Linked DNA regions of Homo sapiens: region 2 is linked to region 1. Evidence: read pairs that join two places in POLR2A ChIA-PET (ENCODE). Cell type or tissue: PC-9. All regions are shown on one strand. Links, peaks and the distances in the headings refer to the core of each region. The heading gives the core; the rest is flanking DNA. Region 1 overlaps ARMC3 (armadillo repeat containing 3). Region 2 holds the start of LOC124902393.

Region 1 (5,386 bases), core at 136-5,135:
TCCTCTCCTCTGCTCTTCTCCTGAAGGTCGTAAGCATCTAGCTCACCAGTTTGCACATCTTAGGCATTCTTCCAATATTGGGTTTTATATTTAAAAGAACCATCAGATAAACTGGATTTTGTCCTTAGTGAACAAATAGCCTGTGAACACTGAATACCAGGTCAGGTGCATGACAGGTGTTAAATCAGTGCTTGCTAAATCCAAAAACTTGCCTTTTTCCTAGTACAGACTTTCCTTGGCCGTAGTATTGATCTCATACAAGGGAATAGGAAAAAACATCCATGATTCATTTTGCATAATTACTGTATTCTAAAGTTAAATAGTTGTAGATTTTGTCTAGTTTAGACTCTGGTACTAAAACTACCAAATTGTTTGAATTCCTATTAGACTTTGGATGGGAAAGTAGTAATACTTCGCAGTTTTTGCATTAAAATTCTGAATTTTTTTCCCTTTGGTGTATGAAAGCTGAAAATAGAAAACTTTTTCATGAACAAGAGGTTGAAAAGTGCCTTGTAGCCCTTTTGGGTTCTGAAAATGATGGAACTAAAATTGCTGCTTCCCAAGCTATTTCAGCAATGTGTGAGAATTCAGGCAGCAAAGATTTTTTCAATAATCAGGGTAAGTCAACTGGAAACAATTCTTTTGAGCATTTTTAGGTTACCGTATTTTAGTGCACATGGGCATTTTAAAAGTCACATTTTTACCTTTCTCTTTCTGTAGGGATTCCACAGTTAATTCAGTTGCTAAAAAGTGACAATGAAGAGGTACGGGAAGCAGCAGCTCTAGCCCTGGCAAACCTAACCACTTGCAACCCTGCTAATGCAAAGTAAGTTCAGAGATCCTCACCCAGCACTGACTTGTGGGACAATTCACAGTCCAAGATGTTCTCCTGTTAGTATATTGACTTTCACGATAGTCTATGAATTTCTTCAGATGGTCTATCTTGGGGTTATTCTTCAGAATCCCTTATGAAACAGAATCATCAGATGGGTCTGTTTTCCAAAAATATTACAAAATCTTTACTGTTTCTGAGTTTGTTGGGAAAATGTGCAGGCCATTTGATTTCAGGGACCAAGAGGACTCTTGTAGAAGCTTCTGCAAATAAGACTGAATAATGCTGGAAATGTTAAAGACAAGATCGGATGAGCATTTGATAAATCTGGAAAAATGCTTAAAGATCCATCTTAAAAGGGTATAAACATTAGATAATATAGAAACATTTAAAAGGTCAGTGGCTCCCACCTGTAATCTCAGCACTTTGGGAGGCTAAGGTGGGTGGATCATTTGAGGTCAGGAGTTCGAGACTAGCCTTACCAACATGGTGAAGCCCCATCTATACTAAAAATACAAAAAAATAGCTGGGCGTGGTGGCATGCGCCTGTAATCCCAGCTAGTCAGGAGGCTGAGGCAGCTGAATCGCTTGAACCCCGGAGGTGGAGGTTGCAGTGAGCCGAGCTCGTGCCATTGCACTCCAGCCTGGGTGCAACAGAGCGAGGCTCCGCTTCAAACAAACAAACAAACAAACCAAAGCATATTATGGGCAAATACTGTGAAGAAAAGTTAAGGAATAGGAATGCCTTCTATATCCCAAGCACTCTGGTGTGTAATTTATACTCATTTTAAAAATTATCAAAATAATCTGCCAGCAGTTGAGGAAACTGAGACTTTTCAAGCTTACTTAATTTTCCCAGGTACACATTTTTATCGAAATAGCTGAGCTGGAAATCGATGCAGGTCTGTCAGACTCCAAAGTCTGTGTTCTTTCCTCTACAGGAGATTAAGACTGCCTTATAAGACAGTAAGAATTTATTGAAGGCAGCTTCCATAAATAAAATAATTATTTGCCCTGCCTCCATCTCATTTGGTATGTTAGTTAGCTTTCATTTATTATTGCTTTGTGATATCATGGCTAAAATTACCCTTTTTCTAACTTGAACTAAATCTCCCTCTGCCTCCATCACATACTTAATAGTTCTTAGCCTTTCTTTCCCTTTCTATTCTCCCACACAAATTATAAGATCCTAATGCAATGACTACAAATCTAACTGCCTGATAAAAACATAAGAGGAATGCATTAAGTGTCAAAACAAAACTGTGTTCCTTTAATAGCTACAATCTTTGACACAGTAATTTCCTAAATTAAGGGTCATCATTATCTCTATGAAAGCATGCAAATTTCTGGAATATTGAGTCCTTCTAAGTAGCAGTTTGAAAATAGCATATTCAGTGGTTTTTCCAGTATGGTCACATGGTGCAAAAAAAAATCTTATCAGAGACACTAAACCATTTCTCGCTCCAGTCCATTTACATTTGTATATGATCTAGAATACTTTTAACAGGCCTCCAGAGTGTATAGGTGTCTTGATTTGATGTGAATTTGCCTGGCCTACATTTTTTGCTTTATTTTACATAAAATCATAGAAAATTAGGATGGTAAGTAGTTCTAAAAGGGACTTCCTTCAGATTATCTTTCTCAGTTTAATTATCTATTTTACAGATTTTTGTCATCTGACTCCTAGTTCCATTTTGTTACCATAGAAAGGTCAGTCAGGACTAAATGATGCCCGACTTCTCTACTACAGTCAACTTTAGTTACATAATATAATTTTATTCTTGTAAGTTTTTAATTGCAGTTATTTCTTTAACCTATTATATACTGTCCATTCTGTTTTTTTTAAATTTTGTATTTTGTAAGGGAAATGGAACATGAATGAAAGTGGCTTTCTGAATATTCCTTGAGGTCTATATAATTTTTACTTGGGATTTTCTGAGCTAAAAAATATTGAAGATGAATGCTTTTGAGGAGGATATGGAATCAAATTTGACAGATTTATGCCAAATGCTGAAGACTGAGGTTGCAAAAGATTCTGGAGTCAATCAAAAGGAATGAACACGAATAAACCACATAGTCCTTCTAGAAGCCTCCTTGAGTTTAATTAGTAATGCCAAATATAACAGAAGTGACTACAAATGTGATTGGTTATTGTTAATAACATAATTTTCTACTCAGATCGTCTTTTAAAAATTGTTAGCTTAAACTCAGCATTGGTGAGTATTTCTGGCATCACTTTTAGTAGCGGTCCATTCAATCATTTCCCCAGGAAGCATCGTGGCTTTGCTGCTGGGGTGGTTGGAATCAAGGTTTTCTAATTATTTTTCTGTCATACATAAGTAGCATAGGAGACAAAAGCCCAGAGTTAACTTCCTCCAGGTGCATTTGATAGATGTTTGAATATCTGATCATTGCTATCCTAATTTTTAAAAATGCACATAAGTGTTGCAAATACTAATTTCGTGTAGTTAAAACGTAACCCTTCTCCTACACGCATATCTTAATGTGCCTAAAGTGAATTTTTAAACTCTAATTATTAAACTCAGGGCATCTTCTGGAATTGGAGGCTCATTTCATGCATTGAGTAATCGCTGGTGTTGTCATGGTAACATATAATGTTGGTGCAATTTCCTTTATGTAATAGGTTTTTGCTTGGAAAATTGTGGGTAGATCAAAATTTTCTAAATTAAATAATCAACACAGGGAAGGAGAAATGTACTTGTGGTAACGCTTTTTGTAAAACTAACAAATGCTTTTTTTAATTAAAATCTTTTTGTAATCTAAAAATAGAATTTTATAATCTTTATGTAAATTAATTTATAGTCTAATGTATCTGATTTCAGATTTTCACACATCTTGCTTTCTCATAACAAAAAAACACACTCAAATATAATAAAATAGTATGATGATGAGCAATTTTAGTAGCAATCATAAATAAATAATCAGACCATTCATAGCCCTATGTAGAAGATTTTCAACTTTATTGAAGTAATCTGATCATCACCTTAATTGATGCCAAAAGATCTTACCCATTTGGTATTCATGAATGAGGTTTCTTAGATACTCAAGTTTAGTGGATTTTTAAAAATTTACTTTTTTAATCCAAAAAAACTTTTAAAAATTTGCGATAAATTTGAATTAAAATCTTCTAAAATCTTTCCTTCTCAACCTTCTGTTTTTTTTTTAGACAGGGTGTCACTTTATTGCCCAGGCTGAAGTGCAATGGTACAATCGTAGCTCACTGCAGCCTAAACCTCCTGAGCTCAAGCGATCCTCCTGCCTCAGCCTTTCAGGTAGCTGAGATTACAGGCATGCACCATCCCACCCAGTTAATTTTTCATTTTTTTTTTTTTTTTTTTTTTTTTTTTAGAGATGGGGTCTTACCATGTTGCCCAGGCTGGTCTCTCAAACTCCTGAGCTCAAGCAATCCTCCTACCTTGGCCTCCCAAAGTGCTGGGATTACAGGTTTGAGCCTCTGCAGTGAGCTCCCTCTCAGCCTTTTGAACTGATTATGCTGTTATTAAACTTTGGTGGGGAAAGTTATGGTTGCCATTTTGACTAAATGACTGCCATGTGACCCTCGGAGGTGTTCTCAGTGCCCCTTGGGGAAGGGGGGCTACTTGTCCCACTCACTGGGTATAAATTCAGGGGGGCAGCTCCTTTGACCTTCGATGCATTTTGTTGATTCCTTATCAAGCTTCTGAGAGCTGTCAGTTTTTCATTTTCACTGCTATCAGTGGATCTGATTGGCAGAGCTCTAACTTCCTCCCTGTCAGAGTTCCTTTCAAATCCTTCCTTTCTGTCCATGAAAAGCTTGGATTCCAGGTAACCCAGCTTTATCAAATTGTACACAAAAGCCATACAGGAGGGCCTGATGCCTCTTTGGTATGTACATAATTTTTGCTTCTCAGAGGCCATTCCCTACCCCCACAGATAATTCTCGTGTATGTTGTGGTTATGTGAAATTTCCAGGTATTTGAGTTATGGATACGTGGATATGGATGGTAGTTAAAAATTATTAACAAACATGAATCCTTTTACTTACAAATGGGCTAATGTTGTAGAGTAAAATAGACATAAAATATATCCTGGAAGTAAATTCCGCTTCCGGGAGTATTTTGCCTTAGGTCATTGTAGTGACACCCTCTTGCCTGGAAAACCTCTTCCCATGCAGGCTGTGGTTCTCTCCCTCACCCCGTTTACATCTCTGTTACAATGTCACCTTGGCGAAGCTACTTAGCATTACCACACGGCTTAAGATTGCACTCCACACATGCATATTTTCAACGCTCCTTCCCTGCTGCCCTTTTCACATACCCTTATCATTTTCTAACATAGCATGTAACTCACCTGGTACACTTATCATCATTTATTTTCTGCACCCCCACACCCCTGCACTGCACGCCCCCCCCCCGCGCCACACACCAACCACTAGCATCCATGAAGGGAGCAGCCTTCATCTATTTAATTCACTGATGCATCCCAAGCATCTAGAACACTGTCCATCCCATAGTAGGCATTCGAAGGAAAATAGGCTTACATCAAAAATACAAC
Region 2 (5,386 bases), core at 227-5,226, 430 kb before region 1:
ACAGTTTTGCAACTTTGAATTAGATATAACCACAATCTTTATAAGCCAAACAGAATTAATCCTTACAAAGCAGGTACAGCAAGGCCCAGAAATGTCAAGATTCAATTCAATCAGCAGTTACTGAGTGAGTCAAGTAGAGAGATGCAAATATGAATAGGTCACAATTTCTGCTGTAAAGGAGTTTGTAATCTCGTACGGGAGAATGATATGAAAGCACGTAGGTAGAAAATAAAGCAGGATGGGATGTGTATGTAAGATGTAAAGATAAATACTAAGATTCTAGGAAAGACTGATCTAATTCCAAACACTTTTATGCTGAGTTATTGAGTCTTTAAGAAATGAGAATGCAACGCCATTCTTCACAAAATGTCAGGATGCGCCTGCTAGACTTACCCCCTAAATCTGTCATTAATAATTTTAAAATAATGCAATACGTGCACCCCCCATTCCCACAAACCTTGAAATGTGAAGACAGCACAATATTAAAATGTTTGAGTTCATCACACTAGATTATAAGGTTTCTCTCCTATTAGAACTGTAAACATAATGAAGTTTCACCAAGAATGAAATGCAAGGTTCTGAAGTTTAACAAAACTCAGAGGGCAGTGAGAACATAAGCACTGCCCAAAACAGAAAATTGGAAGCACGTTAGAAAAAAGGGTTGAAGCCAGACCTACACACAAAAACAGGAGAGATGGAGAAGGATCGTAATTTTCCCAGCAGACACCTTGGGCATTTCTGTGTCATTATGTGTTGGCGATGGGAGGCGTGTGGGTGGGGGTGTTAAGGATATCTGCCTCAATTCCACAACCCATTTTATAAGTGTAAGAAAAGAAGGGTAGAGGGTGTTTTTTTCTGGTTTTGTATAAATGTGAGAAACCTGAAGGCAGAGATGACAGACCCCCGACAAGGCAGTAAATTACATGCTGGATGTGTGTTTGTAACACAAGTCACATTAATGAAGATGAATGCCACTTCAGGTTCACCCCAGCAGAATTACCTCATGTGACAGGGAAAGTATAATCCTACCTCATAAAACTCTGGACACCATGTACTCTATGACTAAGCTGACTTGTGAATTTCACAGGCACTAGGGTCGTATTTAGATTGGATCAAGCTCAAAAAAGGGCACCCAGATTGGCTAAAAGACTTAAGGGCTTACTGAAAGGATCAAGAGGCGAAGGCGGATCCTGGCAGGGCAGCTGCCAGCATGGAATCTAACACTGGCCTACAGATATCAACCTCCCAAATGCTTGCTGCAAGACAGAGTGCTCAGGGGCACGAAGGTTTTGGGGTCATGAATCCTGAGGTTGCAATCCTGGTTCCACCCCTTGCTTGCCAGGGACCAGGGGCCAGGTTCCTGGACCTCTCCAGCCTGTTTCCATAGATGCAGAAAGGGGAAAACACGCAGCAGCCTTAGGTAACCTGCTTAGCACTTTGTGTGCGTCATTTTATTCACATCTATCATCTATCTTCAGTCTTTGCAACAACCTTAACTATTATTCACGTTTTACATTCAAGGAAACTGAGATCATGCAATTTAACTAAGGTCTCAGAGTTTGGTGAGTGATGAGCTGAGATGGGAACCTTAATCATTCTGCTAAGGTAGAGTTGTGCTGGGAACTCAATCAGAAACCATGTGACAGATTCAAATAGTGGTGCTTATAATCCCCATCACCACCCCCATCGTCATCATCATCACTGTGAGCATTTAATAAAGCGCACAGACTTGAAATGGGTATTACAGGTTGAAAAACTTTTTTTTTTTTTTTTTTTTTTTTACAAAAACTTAACTGTTCTTTTTAAATTAAGAACAAGATAGGCTGGGCGTGGCGGCTCACACCTGCAATCTCAGCACTTTGGGACTCTGAGACAGGAGGTTCACTGGAGCCCAGAAGTTCGAGACCAGTCTGGCTAACATAGTGAGACTCCATCTCTACAAAAAAGTAATAAAACATATGAGATAACCGTGGTGGTGTGTGCCTCTCATCCCAGCTATTTGGGAGGCTGAGGTAGGAGGATCGCTTGAGCCCGGGAGGTCAAAGTTGCAGAGAGCCATGATCGCGCCACTGCACTCCAGCCTGGGTGACATAGTAAGACCCTACCTCAAAAACAAAAAGAAAAAAACGAGATGACAAAGGTTAAGTCACCTGACAATGATTCACTCTCAAGAAAATCTTACTACTTAGCTTTTTAAAAGAAATTTCAATATATCTCTCTGATAATGAGCAGTGCTTATATTAGAAACATCTTTTTTTTAAATGTGGAAAACTATACTATGATTTAATGAACTTAATAAACTCTTGGTGTAAAACTGCCTACAAAGATGACGTCTGCAGAGCAGCAGAAAATTAACTGTGGGCAGCGACAGCTTAATGTAGCAACAGATTCTACACTTTGCTTTTAAACACTGGATTATTTGCGCTTAGAGTTTTCCAAGCTTGTAGTCACTGGGTCTGGTTCTTTAATGAGTGTCTTTGATATCTTTTCTAGTTCAGTGCAGAAACAGCCAGAGGGTGGAAGAAACCCCCAGGGCTAACTAAAGACAGCTCAGAAATGCTTCTCAGCTGTGGACTCTCCGAGGCCGGCTTCCAGCCAGCGGTCAGCAACCTTTCTGAAGTGGCGGCGGGCCGAGTCTTTATTTGCGCTGAATTCAGCTCTGGCCAGTTTTGTGCAGATCAGAGCCTCTAAGTAAGGCGGGACGATTGCTGTACGACCCTCTGTACTTGCTGGGAGGGGACGAGGGTATGGGAGGGAACTGCTCTTCCCCACCCCGTCCTCCTCTGTGCGTCTAGTCCTGAGCTGGGATTCCTGCCCGGGTCGGGGGCCCCAGAGCTGCTCCAAGGCCCTGGCCAGCTGAGGCCCCGTGAGTAAATACAGCCCAACGCAGAGCCAGGCTAGCACAGGCAGGGCTGTTTTCTCTCTTGCATGAGGTAATCTGCTGCGGTGGGTTGGATTCCAAGTGGCATTCATCTCCGCTAATGTGACGTGTAAATGCACAAACACAGCCACAGGCATCAGCAGAGGGACGCCGTTCCCCCCGCAGCCTGGCTGTCCTGCTTCCCGTTCGGATAAAATGAGCCCTTCACTGTCATACGGAGTGATGCCCGACCCCAGGTCGACTAGGCATGGCTCAGCTTTCCACGTAGGAGACAAACTGAAGCCCATGGTTATGTGAACACACTAGATCCAGGCTGCCTGGGTTGTAGCTCCGCAACTCCAATTATTAGCTATGTGACTCTGGCAAGTTAAGTTACCTCTCTGTGACTTGGTTTCCCATCTTTAAAGGGGGATTTGCAAACATAGGGTTGTGAGGGTTGCATGAGTTCACACATGTAAAAAGGCCTAAAATGGTGCCTGCCACACAGTGTGTTATATACAAACGTCGTTATATGCTAATCATGTTCTCAAGTATGGCTTATGGATCTAGGAAAAGCGCATCGCTGATCAATCCAGAGCAAGATTTTTCTTTTAAAAAATATACTGACATATTTAACATTTTAACACTAGCTGTGATGTTCTGGGCCAGTTGCTTAGTCTGCCCAAACCTCAGTTTCCTTACTTATATAATGGGTAATTAATAATACTGTACCTATGTAATAGGGTTAGTGTGTAAATCAAATGACACAAAGCACATAGTGCCTGGCAATAGTAACTTGCTATGTCTATTTCTTCTAAAATAGGGTCTTTAAACTTAGGATACCTTCTAGTTGATACCTGGATAATTAAAAAAAAAAAACAATTTATGATGTCGGTAATCTAAACCTGGGGGTCCAATCTTTTAGCTTCCCTGGGCCACACTGGAAGAAGAATTGTCTTGGGCCACACATAGAATCAGTGAACACTAATGAGAGCTGATGAGCTTAAAAAAAAAAAAAAAATCACAAGAAAATCTCATCATGTTTTAAGAAAGTTTACGGATTTGTACTGGGCCACATTCAAAGCCGTCCTGGGCCCCATGCAGCCCGTGAGCGACAAGCTTTATTTAAACGATGTTTAAAATTTCCTTTGTTTTTAGGTTTTATCTGCTAGTTACAAACATGTCACATGAATTCTCTACATACTGTCTTCAAATTTGGAAGACACTTTTGTCACTGCACACTGCACACAAACCTACCATACATGAGGGCAAAGTTAGTATTTCATTTCACTACACAGGACCCACGGGGAACACAGAGGGCACATGAGACAGGATGCATCGAAGGTGACATGGCCCGAGGCGCCAACCTCCCTGTCGTGGCGGCTCTAGTTCCCTACACTGCTTTGCAAACCTCAATTGTGAATGCTACCAGCTAGAAAAACCTCTGTGATCACCTGCAAAAGCTATTCCTAGTAGGAAACCTCACTGAAAAGACCTTTTGTTTAAACTGAAACCCAAATGAGAGTAAAATGTCCCTATCTTATCATAAAAATTGGACTGGTTAAATTCCTGAAGTAATAAAGAATTTGAAATTTATGATCTTTATTCAATATATGGAATAAAATGTAATGATTTTACGTATCTGGCCAAAGACAGAAATTTGCTGACTTCTGTCTTACCTTAATTTTCCATGGGTTAGTTTTTTCTCAGCACATTATAATAGTGGATAATTTAGTGAATGCTGTTTTGCTGACCTAAAGCAAAAATCCACAGAAGCTGAAATCTTAGTAGCCAGAAAATATAACCAAAATACTAGGGAATGGTGAACTCACTCCTAGGGAGCAGTGAACCCACTGGGAACATTTAACTTGCTATGAGTTGTAAAAAGAAAATTTATTATAAACATTTGTGTATATATAATACATTTATTATAGACATTTCTCCCTCATTTTGCAAAGTTTTTGGCTTTTAAAGCACAGCATCACAGGCCTCAGCAAGTCTACTGTAAGTCAACAGTAAGAAACACACTGTGTGACAATACAGGTCATGGTCAAAAATAGTTTGTGTGTCATTAAGACACAACATGAATGTGCGAAGTGAGATGCACACTCAGCTGAGTCAGAGCCTGAAGATAACCAACACACGCGTAAGGCTTTCAGTGTATAAAAGCCTCTCAACGGAATTACTTACGCCCTAGGGTTCAATACAAGGTATCAATGATCTCTAAGGACAGATTTGGCCAGGGGGTTGGGATTAAAAAAGGGAAAACGTATCAGGACAGTTACAAAGTTCAGAGCCCTCATTTTTAGAATTTCTAAACACATGCCGCCTTTTAGCAGAGACCTGTGGTATAAAAATTACAGAATTCTATGAGAGCAAAGGAGATGCAGCACTGTTTGCTTCCCAGAACTGATAAAAAGGAGCTAAAAAGCAACACCTAAAAAATTCCTGCTTAATATTATTTAGTACTTTTATGCTTAAAAATTCCAAATGACTAAGAACTTTTGCAGAATCTCTAAAACCAAA

What was found. ChIA-PET counts read pairs that join two places held together with the same protein. Peaks named below come from ENCODE experiments on the same cell type or tissue, not always from the same donor. Only the 100,000 strongest peaks of a DNase experiment are listed, where the experiment ranks them.
Region 2: POLR2A ChIA-PET joins it to region 1 with 11 read pairs; 4 of 35 experiments call an interaction of 5 or more read pairs at or near these places.

The regions. Positions count from the first base shown.
Region 1 is chr10:22,980,875-22,986,260 of GRCh38, forward strand. ARMC3 (armadillo repeat containing 3) reads left to right here. Exons shown (of 19, transcript NM_173081.5): 9 at 466-618; 10 at 721-826. Among named protein-coding and RNA genes, the nearest start is that of ARMC3, 56 kb to the left of the region's middle. In PC-9, for the core only: no CTCF peak of the experiment used is centred there; no DNase peak of the experiment used is centred there.
Region 2 is chr10:22,552,033-22,557,418 of GRCh38, forward strand. All of the region lies in intron 6 of PIP4K2A (phosphatidylinositol-5-phosphate 4-kinase type 2 alpha), which reads right to left. LOC124902393 reads right to left here and starts at 3,263. Exons shown (of 1, transcript XM_047426113.1): 1 at 2,465-3,263. The coding sequence starts at 3,168. The coding sequence ends at 2,551. In PC-9, for the core only: no CTCF peak of the experiment used is centred there; no DNase peak of the experiment used is centred there.